Regions from separate parts of the Homo sapiens genome. Here regions 1 and 2 are each linked to region 3. A link is a loop called in an ENCODE intact Hi-C map of the cell type or tissue named here. Cell type or tissue: dorsolateral prefrontal cortex. All regions are shown on one strand. Links, peaks and the distances in the headings refer to the core of each region. The heading gives the core; the rest is flanking DNA.

Region 1 (4,406 bases), core at 824-3,323, 49 kb after region 3:
AGCCATCTGAGACAACTCTGTAATGAAAACATCACTTCCATGTTATAGACTTGTATACCAACATCCTTTGCAATATCATACCACCTTGCTGCTCTACAGAACATATTTAATCCATGGTTGCTGCTAACTTCTGAGCTCCAAAAGAAGGAATGGTGCACAAAGAGACAGTCTGAGGAAATGAAATGAGGGTTTCCATGGCTACAGGCTTGAGTGTGCATAAGACAAAAGTTTTTGAACTGCAAAGCATCAATTCATCCAAAATATTTTCCCTCTTCTGTTTCGCTTGTTTACTTGGTAAGCAGAGAAACAGAGCAGGGAATGTTCTGGTACAAATACATAGCCTGGGGGAGTCAGAACTTTGCCAGCTGCCAGGAACATCCCAAACAGAGCCTTGAATGTTCAACAAGCTTTGGAGACACTCAGAACTGGTTTGGGTAGATGTGGAGACCAGGAGCTGGGGTCTTATTCCTACCAGTCTCTAGCTGAGTGATGATGGGTGAATAACTTTACCTCTCTGAGTCTAGTTGTGCCATCTGTAAAAGAAAGAAACGCTGGGTGAACCTGAACCTGAACCCTATTGGGGTTAGTGCCAACAACTTAGATCGGCTGCAGTGAGACTCATCTGAATGTGAAGGCAACTCAGAAGTGGCTTTAACACTTAAAGGTTTTATTCTTTTAAGTAAAAGGCAATGATGATGTGGGAGAATCACCAGGGACTGTGGCTCCTCCTTCCTGTTGTGTGATCCACTATCCCTAGGTTGTGGTTCTGATCTTCATGGGCCAAGATGGCTGCCAGAACTCTAGCCATTATATCCATGTTCTAGGAAGGATGATGGAGATTGGTGCTTTTCTGTAATTCTCATCTCTTGAGTCTGGGCTGGAGCTAGTGATTCACTTCGGAAGAATAGGATAGAGCAACAGTGATGTGGTGTCACTCCTGATTTGGGTTGGGAAAAGACTTTAGCCTCTTTTCTCCCCACCCCCTTCTCTCACCTCCCTTCCCTTCTCTTTTCTTTCTCTCTCTCCTTCCTGGTGCTGAGGGAAGCAGCTGCTAGCTTATGAGGCAGCACTACAGAGAGGCCCAGGTGGTGAAGGACTGAAGCTTGCTGACAGCCAGGTGGGTGAGCTTAGAAGGGGATTCTCCAGCCTGAGTTGAACCTTGAGATGACTGCAGTCCTGGCTGACAGTTTGACCACAATCTTATGTGTGACCTTGCACTAGAGACACCTTGCTAAACTACACCTGGATTCTTTTTTGTCTTTTTCTTTTTAAATTTACATTGAAGGTCTATGCAGCTGGATTCTTGACCCAGAGAAACTTTGAGATAAGAAATGCTTGTCATTCTCAGTAGCTAAATCTTGGGGTAATTTGTTATGCAGACATAGAAAACTCATTCACCCCGCAACTGCTTTAGACACATTGAGTGGAAGCTTTGGGTAAATATAGAGAACCCCAAAGCCAGCCTTTTCGGGAAACTGGACTTGGAGCTTCTGGTTCTCGGGCAGCATTTGCGCCAAAGCTTTGCTTAATTTCCTGTCACTTGAATATTTTCCTAAAATTTGCTTAGGGGAAAAGAATGAAACCACCACAAGCCCTCCATGCATAGAGCAGAACTTGGCACAGATTCTCAGAGGCTGCTGTGTGCATGCCATGGGTTTGACCGTGTGCTCTGGGGCACGGGGCATAGATCTGGCACAGAAACAGCAGATGGAAGGCACCACTCTGCTTGCCCTCAGTGGCTCCAGCGTTGTTCAGTAGTGGGCCCTCTGGCTTCAGGGTCTCCGTGGCTAACGTCAGCCCTGCTCAGAGGCCAGGACACATGGCGCCTTTGTGCAACCCCACAAGGGCCCCCTCCCCTGCGTGTTGTGGCTGCGCCAGGGACTGGAACAGGCTGGCTTTCAGCTCCCATGTGTCTCCCTGGATTCTAAGCAGGGCACAGTCTGTACCACTATAGGTGATGACGCTGCCTCTTAGGACCAGTTTCACCAGTCAAAAAGAGGACAATAAATAAACTATTCTGGCTCTTTTCATAGGGTGAGCTAAACTCAGAAGAATGGCTTTCCGAAGTTTTCTTGATTTTTCAACATGTATAACTTGAGTGAAAAAAGAACAGGTCACAAGAGAGCATGATAATATATCATTTCTTAATACTTACAGGCACACACACACACATAAACACACTCAGAGTGATTTCCTGAAGTCTTAGCATTAAATTGCTAATTATCTCTGGATAGTAGAACTTTGGATAATATTTCTTTTCTTCTATTTTTTTCTATACCATTTTAATTCCTTTTAAAACAGAAGTACATGTTATTTTATTCTTTTAAACAGAAAAACCCAATAAATCCTCTTTTCATTTTTAAAAAACATATTTTTCTCATTCATTTGTATAGTGCTTTGCAGCTTACCAAATAGTTTTACATGCATTATTTCCTATAAAATCTCATAGCTATTCTAGAAACAAGATATAATTATTCTGAATTCACAGATGTAGCAACTGAGGCACAGACACTTGGAGAGCCTTCTACTGCAACTTCTCTTTAGTCCCTCCCCTAGGCGTTACATCCCCACCTCCAGAATTTTATCTGATACCGTCAAGACTATATAACTTGGACTAGTCATTTCCCATCTCAGTTTTCTCATATAAAATGAAGCTAGTAATAGCATCTAGCTCAAAGGATTATTGTGAGGATTAAGCGTGATGATGTGTGTGAAGCATTTAGCACAGCCCCTAGCCCCCCTGGCAATCAATAACTTTTAGCATTTGTTATTCTTGGGCAACTTCAGAGTAAGCATTTCCTCTCTTTGGGTCTACTTCTTCAAATTCAAAGTAAATGGGTTGGACTTACTGATTATTGAAAATTCTGCATTTCACTTCTCTGAATCCAATATTTTGTTGCTGTTATATGAGGCAAAGTTGACTTCAAGATGCTGGCTTGCAAGAAACAGCTGTCATTCACTCATTCCTCTGTTCGATTGACAAAAAAATGATCTGAATTTATGAACATCTAAAAAAAGGTTGGGGGAAGGGTGTTCTTGGTAGAGGAGTTGCATATGTACACACACACCCAGGGTTAAGCAGCTTGGAGGAAAGGTTGAGAGTGAAGTCAGGTACCAGTGATGTGGGCTGGCAACTCTTTTCAGAAACGTGTCCTTAGCCACAGTCAAGGGAACAGTGCCCTGCTTGTCACTGAGCCCACCACCCCAGGTTGCAGGATAGTCAAGGAGTGTCCTATGTAGGTGTTTTGAGAGGCACCCAATATTTTCTCAGTCCCAGTTTTATATATCTGTGTTTGCTCATTTTTGTCGGACTCAAGAATATGAGAAAAGTGTTGAGTTCATGCCACGTCATAAATCAGAGGTCTGGATGTGACTTTTTCATCTTTAACTATAGTCCACTGAAAAACCTGTGGGAATTCTTGCCTGGCTGAGCTGATGGTGGAGCAGGTATGGTGGCTGAGGAAGTTGCTGGAACAGTGGCATTCTGAAAGTCCCTCTTTGAAGCTGATTAAGGAGGTGCAGATGCTTAATTTGGGAGCTTGGGATGTCTGGGTCACCGGGAAGTGTGGATCCTTCTAGGACAGGCGGCCAACCATTGCCATGATCTGGTGGGGGAACAATGTCAGGGCCTTTATTAATTAGCTGAAGATCACATGCCCTTTGCTGTGGTGCCATTGTGCTTCTCTGGTGTGAGGGAATAGATCAACAACATTGATGGACAGTGAAGAGAGTCATTTTTATTCTGCTTTGTGAAGATGGGAATGGAATGATAAGACAAAGAAAAACAAAAGAAAACACAATAGAATGGAAGTTGATGACTAGTGAAGGCTATCCCCTCACACCTTTCCAACTGTCCATCCATTTTTCTTACCTCCTGCTCGGGGACTGATGGAATAATTTTGTCTTTGGACTCCTCTCCCCTCTCATGCATTTTTCATTCATTCAACTCTTCAGGGTGCTTTGCTAGCCCAGTGACCTGCTTATATTATCTCCCTTTTGTGGCTTCCTACAGCTAAAGTTCAAGTGCCTGAGCATAGCGGGCAAGGCTTTTTGTGATCTTGTGGTCTTGTGCTAATCCTTCTTTCCAGCCTCTTCTTGAAGCAACCCCATAATTCTCCATGCTCAAATCATAGACTGCCAGAACTGGAATGCATTTGGGATCTTCTCCTTTTTTTGCCTAGAAAAAAAATGAAAAAAACAATCTGAAACGGTGACATCTAAAGCAAAAGGGCAGAGATTGTCTAGCAGAAGGGATTGTGATGGTGGTGGGAACCAGAGGCTTACCCCTGCTAGGACTCCTTATACAATTTTTCCCCAAAACCTGCAGTGGCTTCTGAATTTATACAGAGAGACTACAGGGCGTGGTGGAGGCGCTTGAACATTATTGATTTTATTCAATTCTCTCC
Region 2 (4,406 bases), core at 824-3,323, 180 kb after region 3:
GTCCCTCTCTTCCCAGATTCCTACTCCTCACCTCCAGGGGTTTTTGAGGGTCTATCTCAGGCCCCCTTCTCTGCTCTCTGTCCCCACTCTTCCATGGTGATCTTACCGATTCTCTTGGTCCTGCTCTTAACTGCCACATCTTTTCTTTCTAGTTAAGATTATCCCCCTTAGTTGCCCACTGGAAGTTCTCACCTGATGTGTCAGAACTCATCTCACCCAACATCATGAGAGACGCCCTCGTCCTCTCCCTTGTCCCAGTTAGACCCTGAATTCGTTCCTAGGTTCCTCCTTTTTGCCTCCTGTAGTCAGTCCATCACCAGGAACTGTGGATTGGGTCCTGTCTACATTTCTGCTCCTCTTCCTCTCTCCTCTCTCCCCGGGGCCTCTCCTGTTGTCTTCTTAACACAGTGACACACATCATTTTCTTCAGGGCCCTAGGACTTTATAGAGGGGGCTCAGGCATGATCGTGCTGTTGAAAGGAGGCCCAGTAGCCCCCTTCCTGGCCCTAGATCCTACCTTCCACCAAGCGGCTGTGCTTTCATCTGTGTCACACCATGAGGGCCCACTTAAGATTTGGCTTGGAACAAAGGGTGCTGATATATTTAAAAAACAAGCAGGAAAATCACCCTTTTGCTGGCTTTCCAGCCTGTAGGCACCTTTCTCTTCCAAGGCATATTCCAAGCACACCAGAGAGATTTTTTTAAAGTGAAAGTTTAATCATGTCATAGTCACCTTTAGAACATTTCCTTGGATCCCTATTACCTACAGGGTAAAGGTCAGCTTGCCTATTAAGACTGCAGTGATCTGATCCTTGTCTCTCCCTTCACCTTTCTCTAAGAGTGCCCCTTCCCTCCCATGGTCAGATAATTTTTGATTCCCTGAATAGTAGGATTGTATCAGGCATTTGATCTCTTAGCTTCATGGGAATTCCTCCGAGCTACCATCTGCCTGGTAAAAGTCAGCCTATCTTTTAAGACTTGGTTCAAGAGTCATCTCCTCTCTGAAGCTGTTTTTAAAAAAATGTTTATTTTTAAAAAATTTTATGGGCACATAGTAGGTATATGTATTTTGAAGCTTCCTTGTTTGCACAAGCAGAAATAGCTGTTCCTGACTTTTGTTCCCATTCTCTGTACCTTATATACAGGTACCTGCAACATGTAGCACTCTGAATGGTTTGTCTCCTTCCCCCATCCCATAGTGAGCAGGAAACATGGCTGTCTTGATTGTATTTGTTTACATAGTGGCCAGCACAGGGCCTGGCCTGTAGTAAGTGCTTAGAAAATGTTGACTGAGAGGAAGTTTGAACCCAAGGCTTAGATCTCAAAGAATGAAGCTGTGCAGATGGACTGGTACTAAGCCCCTTTACAGGAGGCAAGAGGTAATACTTTCTTTAAGTTTTCCATTGTGGCAGTAGACTATATAGCAACGAGCAGACCTTCTGACACCTGACATTAGTTTGTAAATGCATTTGTTTCTATGAACCTAATACAATCAAATCAGATTCTGTCCAGTTTTCCTGGATTTGATTTTTGGACAATGTCTTATCTTAAATAAATTTAAAAAAAACCAGAAATATGATTTGTGCTGAGTTTTGTACCTATAAACTCATTTTACTTTCTTTATCTTGCTTGATATTTACAACAATCTCATGAGTTGGGTGGGGTTGACGATACTGGAATTTTGCAGACATATGGAACCAAATGCTCAGATATCACACGACTTGCCCAGAGTCACACAGCTGGTAGCTAATAGGGTCGGATATTTAAGTCTTTTTATTTCAAGGCCAGTTAATTATTCATGTGCATCTGAGGTTCCCACTGCCACTAAAGCAGCACCCTTCTGTTTTGTTGAACATGACAGAGAAATAGGTCACTGGGGTCAGAAAAAATATTCTTATTGACACACCTGTCTGACACTTGCTCATTGGGAGACAGGGGTTTTCCATCATTTTGTTGACTTGCTCCCCCATTCCTTGCCTCTAGGCTTCCCTGTGTGGGGCTGCCAAGACCTTGCAATGGTCATTGCAATTTGTTGACAAATAACAATGATGCTCCTTGTCTTACTGTCAATTTTACATCCTCTGGGTTTGCCAAGAGAGCCCGACATGCCAGGAAGGGCTTTGTTGTGGTCTGTGACTCACTGTGTCACTCCCCTGCCGCTCCCTGGGTGCAGGCTATTACAGTTTGCCAATTGCACAATTTCAGAACATCTTTGGGTAAATTGGCAGAGGATGAAAAAAAAAATCCCAACTCAACAGACCAAGGATTCAGCCACTGCTACATGAAGCAAAAGGCATATCACCATAGGAGAGTTACTCTAATCTCATCTGCAAATTGCTTCTGTCATCATCCAGAGATTTATGGAGGCCTTCATTACTGGAGGGAAACCATTTTTCCTAAGTGGTCCCATCAACAAGGTCTTGAATGTCCTGTGGAATGACAGATGTGAGAAGGAGAAAGGACCCTTCTTCCTTATTCGGAAGTAGCTCAGTTCAAGTCCTGTTGGTGAGAGGCGCTGCTCGCACGGCCTGCTCAGAAGTTACCTTAGGTGTTTAAGATTTGGTTCTTCTGCTCAACAGTACCCGAGAGTGTCATTTTTGGAGGGTGTGTGTGTGACTTTATTAAGACAGCAAAAAGGTCATTTGTAAATTGGAATTTCAGTAGGAAATAAAGCACTTCTGTTTCTTCATAGGTAATGTATATGTGATAAATCATAAATTGTCCATAGGTGTGACTAGAGTTTATCTCAATTACAATGTTAATTGCCACTCAGTCTTCAAAAGGTCACTGGTAAAACTCTTAACCTGGAGAGGTAAAGGGAGTTAGTGTCTGGATATGATCAGTATCCTCTCCTTCCACCACCATCTGCTTCATGAATGCATTCACTGGTTATTGGATAAGTGCCTGCCCTGTGCCATCCCTCTGAACAGGATGCCTGAGGGTCCATAGTGAGGAATGAGATACAGTTCATGTTCTTAAGAAGCTCCAAAGAGAGAGAGACAGATCTAGGAACAGATCATTGTAATACACCGGGCTAAGTGAAGAATCTGAAATACCCACAAGATGCTTTGAATGTAGAGAGGAACATTTCCTAGCATGAGGAATCAGGGAAGTTTCTTGAAGGAGGCGATGATGCTTAACATGTCTTAAGCAGAACTTCCCTTGGATTTGTACAAGAAGGATCCCTGCCCTGGGCCCCAAGACTTAGAGGGCCCCCCTCTGGCCCTCCTCCAGCTGTACCTGTCCCCATGGATGGAGGAGACCATTTGTCTAAGAGGAAGACCCATCCACACCCAGGACTTGTGCCCCTCCACCTCTTCTAGACCACACTCCAGATAGTTTGAACCCTGAATTTTATGCCCCAACAACTCAGAGCCTACTTCTGGGTCCTGTGTGAGCCTCTTTCCCAGGTCCTTGGGCTGACTGCATCACTTGGTGAACCCCTGGGCCTGAAAAGTGGTCATATAGAGTGTTTGGGGAAGACACAGATGACGTTTGGACATTAGGGCTAGAGCAACCAGTTATATGCATGGAAGGTGGACAGAGCACTGCAAGACAGAGATATGCATGGAAAAGAAGAAAGCAGCTCAGGGTGAAGGCAAGGCTCTCTCTCCTGTGTCTCCTGGTTCTAGTGCAGAGCCCTGAGGTGTCCCAGAAGTCTAAACTTGAGCCTAGCCTTCTAGATTGATAATGCATATTTTTCATGGTAGGAGAATAGAGCATATTTCAGTCAACAGGAAGCTAGCTTGACTTATAACTTTTCAATAGTTGAGCCATTTGCTACTTGCGCCTCTGTTTCAACTTCTGTCCCGGGCCTTACAAATCTTAGGGATCTGCCTGATCTTAGGACTGAGTGTGGTATATCCAGGCTGTACACTGATTTAGGTTTTTAGGTATGAATGAGACCTTTAGCCCTCAAGGGGCTCCATTTTATTGGGGATACAGGCAAGTGACCAATCACAGTAATAGGTACTGACAGAGCAGTATGAGTGTGCTTAAGATCACAGTAACATGTTGAAAGGGTAGTCTATACATGAGGGATGGAGGAGAGAGAGAGAGCTGTTCTACTGGAGAAATGAGAAGCTGGTTAGAAAAGCTTTGTAGAGGAGCTTTTCAATTTGAGCCTTGAAAGATAAGTATGTGAGTCTGGTGTGAGAGTGCAGAAAGAAATTTTAGGAGAGACCTAAAAAAAAAAAAAAAAACCTTGATATTTCAACACAGTGGGAGCACAGCGTGTGAGCAGAGAGAGAAGGGCAGGAGCTGAATCATGAGAGGTCTTATAGGTCCTGCTAAGGAGGGTCTTACCCTGTAGGCCATGGGGACTTCTTAATGGTTCTAAGTAGGGGAGTGGGGGTGGTTAGCTCCCCCTCTTAGAAAGATCCTTCTGGCGACTGAGTGGAGAGCAG
Region 3 (4,406 bases), core at 1,317-3,816:
TGCCTGAGTAATTTCTTTCTAGTTCCCGTATCACCAGGAATCTGGAGTTCACTGGGGATTCCTGAAGGACTAGATTGGCAAGGATCACATTAGGCTGGTGACGGTGACTTACCTTCTATTACCAATTTGCCCAGAGTATCTATTCTCTTTCTGAGCCTTCTGCTGCATTGGGTTATGCAAACATTGGCTGAGCACCTGTGCTGAGCCAGGAACGTGTCACTGCTGGGGACATGAGGCAGCTGAGCACAGGTCCTGGCCTTCTTGGTCTGATAGGGAATACCCAGGAGAAAAGGCAAGTTCACTATTCCTACAGCAAAGGGCCTCAGTCAAGGTCTGCTCCAGCAAGGAGGGATGGTGGGGGAGCCTCCAGCCCTGCCTTCTGGATGGAGGTCAGGAAAGACCTGCCCAAGGAGGATGTGTCTAGCTTGGAGTGGGGGCTCCTGAGGGGATAGGGAGCCAATGATGGGTAAGAAGAGAGCCAGCTCCTCCTGGGGAGCAAGGTGCTGCCTGGATGGTCAGAGTTTTTGGAGGATGCTGCTCTCTTTCTCCTTCCTTTTCATGTCCAACACGAGGATCCATATTATTCCACAGAGAAAACTTAAACCCTAGTGGGAGACCCTTCTCCTGCCTTACGTTCTAGGAAGACCATTCAGCTATATCAGTGTCCTGTTTTAACTCTGACATTTGTAACTGCCTGAGGGGTTCTCTTGCCCATTGGATAAAGAAAGACCATGGCATTGTAGTGGAGAAAGAGTTTAAGAGACATAGACTAGCCATGCCACATGAGAGACGGAGTTTTGTACTCAAGTCATCTCGTGCATAGGTTAGGGGTTTTTCAAAGGTGGTTTGAAGGAAAGGGTGAGGGTGGCCAGGTAACAGGTGCTTGTTGCTGATTGGTTGGGGGTGGAGAGGAAATCATAGAGGGTTAAAACTGTCCTCTTGTGGGCCAAATTGCTTCTGGGTGGGGACAACAGAAGCTTATCCCGGTGGAGCCATGGGTGTCAGACATGCAAAAAACCTGGAAAGGTATCCCAAAAGGCCAATCTACAGCAGTGTTGTTATTTGCAGGAGTAATTGGGGAAGCTGCATATGTTGTAATCTCTGGAATAATGTCTGCACCTTAACAGGATTCAGACTCCTTTCCTGCGCACAGCCTGATGGCCTCCCATTAGCTTTACAAAAGTGGTTGAGTTTTAGGCAAGGCCTGTTATCATTTTAAACTATAGCCTAAGTACCTTTCAGAGTTAGCTTGGCCCAGTAGCCCAGGAATAACTAAGGGAAAGGCTAGATGGGGTTTGGGTTAGTTTAGCTTAGCTTAGTGTTACAATCTTCTCACTGATAGAACTTTTGCAAAGGTGGTTTCACATTCATCATCTGAGAGTGTCTGTCTTAGTTAGTTTGGACTTCTATAATGGAATACCATAGACTAGGTGGCTTAATGCAAACATTTCTCATAGTTCTAGAGGGCGGAAAGTCCAAGAGCAAGGCACTGGCAGGTCCAGTGTCTGGTGAGGGCCACTTTCTGGTTTGCAGATGACCTTCTCATTGTATCCTTACATGGTGGAGGGCAGAGAGAGAGAGAGAGAGAGAGATGAAACAGTCTTTTTTTTTTTTTTTTTTTCCCTTGAGATGGACTTTTGCTCTTGTCACCCAGGCTGGAGTGCAGTGGCACAGTCTTGGCTCACCACAACCTCCACCTCCTGGGTTCAAGCAATTCTTCTGCCTCAGGCTCCCGAGTAGCTGGGATTACAGGCGTGTATCACCATGCTTGCCTAATTTTGTATTTTTAGTAAAGATGGGGTTTCTCCATGTTGGTCAAGCTGGTCTTGACCTCCTGACTTCAGGTGATCTGCCTGCCTCCGCCTCCCAAAGTGCTGGGATTACAGGCATAAGCCACCACGCCTAGTGGAAACAAACTCTTTTGTATCTTTTTATAAGGGCACTAATCCCATTTGTGAGAGCTCCACTCTTATGACCTGATTACCTCCCAGAGTTGCTACCTCCTAATACCATAACATTGGGGGTTAGGAATACAACATAAGAACTTTGGAGTGGGACTCATTCAGTCCACAACAGACAGTATCATCTCATATACTGAAAGAAGCCTCTGAGGGAAGAGTAAGACTGCCAGGGAGCGTATTTAAATCCATAGCTTGTCTCCAGGGACTGTTGTAAACTAATTCAATTGGCACATGTTTGAAAAAAAATGTTAGCACTCAATGCTGATGAGTTTCTGTTGAAAATGATACATTTGCTATCTCTGCTAGTAGTGAAAATTGGTAAAATGTCTTGGGAGAAAAATGCAGTGTTAAAGCAAACTAAATACGGCCTGAGAAGGACTCCATAGTCTTATATCTGAGTGCTTGTAGATGAACTGTAACCTAGCTTAATAGTCAGACAAGATTGAAAACCTAACTTAAGAGTATGCACTTGTAACAATCACTGAGTCTTTGCCAATCCCAGCAGCCATACTTCAGCCACTCAAAGACTGCTGAGTGTTCAAACTGTGTTCAAATAAGGCAAGTGCCAACCTGTAACCAATCCAGCTGTTTCTGTACTTCACTGCTGATTTCTGTATGTTATACATTTCCCTTTTTTTTGCCTATAAATCTTCTTCCTCCACGTGGCTGTGGTGGAGTCTCTGTGAATCTACTGTGACTCTGGGGGCTGCCCAATTCATGAATTGTTCATTCCTCAATTAAACTCCTTTAAAATTAATTTGACTGATGTTTTTCTTTTATCAGTAGTAATATTATGGTAGCAACAGCCATGAAGATGCATGCATCCTTCAGCGTGCTCCTGGCCTTTAGTTCTATTTACCTGCCCTCTAGAGGAAGGAAAGGAATCTGCCCTAAGGAAGAAATTCCCCAGTGTGAGTTACACAGGCTCACACAGGATGCAAATGGCATCCCCTATAGTTGTAGGCTGCTACAGTCTGGACAGCAGGGACTTTATCTTATTTACTACTAGATCCTTGGGGGCCTAGAATTGCATCTGGCACACAGCAAGAGCTCAATAAATGCTTCCTGACTCACTGTGACATGCTCAAGTGGTATGCCAAAACATGTGTCCATGGTCCAGAAATTGAAAATGATCATCATGAGATAATGTATGAATTCATTCAGGCTGGAACTTTAACCAGGAAAAAAAAAAAGCAAGACTTAAATATCGCTTCTGTGTAATTACAACCATGCAAAATTGTATATGATTATGAAAACAGGGCCTGAAAGAGAATGGGCAAAAATGAAAATAATTTTGTTAGCGTGCCGAGATTATGGGCCATTGCTTTTTAATGTTAAATATTTCCAAAATAAAGTGAAGTCAAATATTTTTTGACCACACGTTTTAGGTTGATTTAAGAAAAACAAGGCAAGGCATTATTAGTAGTAGAATTCGATTAAATAACTACTTTATTTCACAGCTTCATTCTCCCTTGGAGTTAACAAATGTTCTTCAAGCATCTGTAATCCATACTTTGTCGCATCAGTCCCAAGGCAATCGATAAACTCAAAAGCAAAAGGACTGCCAAGATGGGAACTGAGAAGAGAACTTTTGTTTTCAGTATCTACTGTGAGAATGCATGCAAATGAGCGATAAAGAACCACAAAGAAAAAACAAGCCCTGAGTTGTGGAGGGGTTAAATTCACTATCTGACTGTTGTGAGTCAGGAAGTATTTATTGAGCTCCTGCTGTGTGCCAGATAGAAAATCCACAATGAACTGAGGATGCAGTGAGGGTGCAGTGAGGGTTCACTGGGGTCCACAGTTTTCTAAAGCAGGTCTGGCTTTGCCAGTGAATAGTCTAATTTGCCAGCTTTGCCAGTGAATATTCTAATTTGCTAGCCTCTATTCCTTCACACTGCAAGGATGGAGGAACTCTTAATTGTGGAGCAGAACCTGAAATGAAGCTTTCTGGGTTCAGTTTCCCATTCCACAGGGAACTCTGAGTCCTTGGAGGAAGATGCATGTTTTTCCATGTCTAATTTTCTCAATCTGTGGTTGGCCAGTGTTGTTTCTTGCCACTGATCACAATGCGAGGCTGTGTTCAGCAGAGGTTCGCAAAGTTTAGCAGGCATCAGAGCAGCTGGAGAGCTTGCCGACAGACTCAGAAGTGCTGCTGATTCAGTGGGTCTGAGTGGGGTCCACAAATGTGATTTCTAACCAGCCTCCAGGTGATGCTGCTGCTGCCGTTTGGGGGACTACATGGAGTCGCACTGGTGTACAGCTTTCCCAGGTGGTCCTCCCATGGTGCTCTGGAGGGGCTTCTGATGAGGATTTGCTTCCCTCCCCATGACCAGGTCACAGTTACTCCCTAACTGAAGTGAACCCCATTGATTTCTTGACAGACAGCTGAACAGAGTACAAAGAACAGGAGTTTTAGAATTAGGTCCAGGGACAGATCTCTAC

Evidence for each region. Hi-C counts contacts between places; a loop is a spot of excess contacts. Peaks named below come from ENCODE experiments on the same cell type or tissue, not always from the same donor. Only the 100,000 strongest peaks of a DNase experiment are listed, where the experiment ranks them.
Region 1: a loop joins it to region 3, with 2.5 times the contacts of the local background. A loop is called at or near these places in 5 of 110 quality-filtered maps.
Region 2: a loop joins it to region 3, with 3 times the contacts of the local background. A loop is called at or near these places in 5 of 110 quality-filtered maps.

What each region holds. Positions count from the first base shown.
Region 1 is chr9:108,706,049-108,710,454 of GRCh38, reverse strand. No RefSeq gene overlaps it. Among named protein-coding and RNA genes, the nearest start is that of ACTL7B, 150 kb to the left of the region's middle. In dorsolateral prefrontal cortex, for the core only: a CTCF peak has its summit at 1,829; a DNase peak (open chromatin) is centred at 1,844; H3K27ac peaks cover 2,242 bases.
Region 2 is chr9:108,577,880-108,582,285 of GRCh38, reverse strand. No RefSeq gene overlaps it. Among named protein-coding and RNA genes, the nearest start is that of ACTL7B, 280 kb to the left of the region's middle. In dorsolateral prefrontal cortex, for the core only: no CTCF peak of the experiment used is centred there; a DNase peak (open chromatin) is centred at 2,105; H3K27ac peaks cover 915 bases.
Region 3 is chr9:108,755,395-108,759,800 of GRCh38, reverse strand. No RefSeq gene overlaps it. Among named protein-coding and RNA genes, the nearest start is that of ACTL7B, 98 kb to the left of the region's middle. In dorsolateral prefrontal cortex, for the core only: no CTCF peak of the experiment used is centred there; no DNase peak of the experiment used is centred there.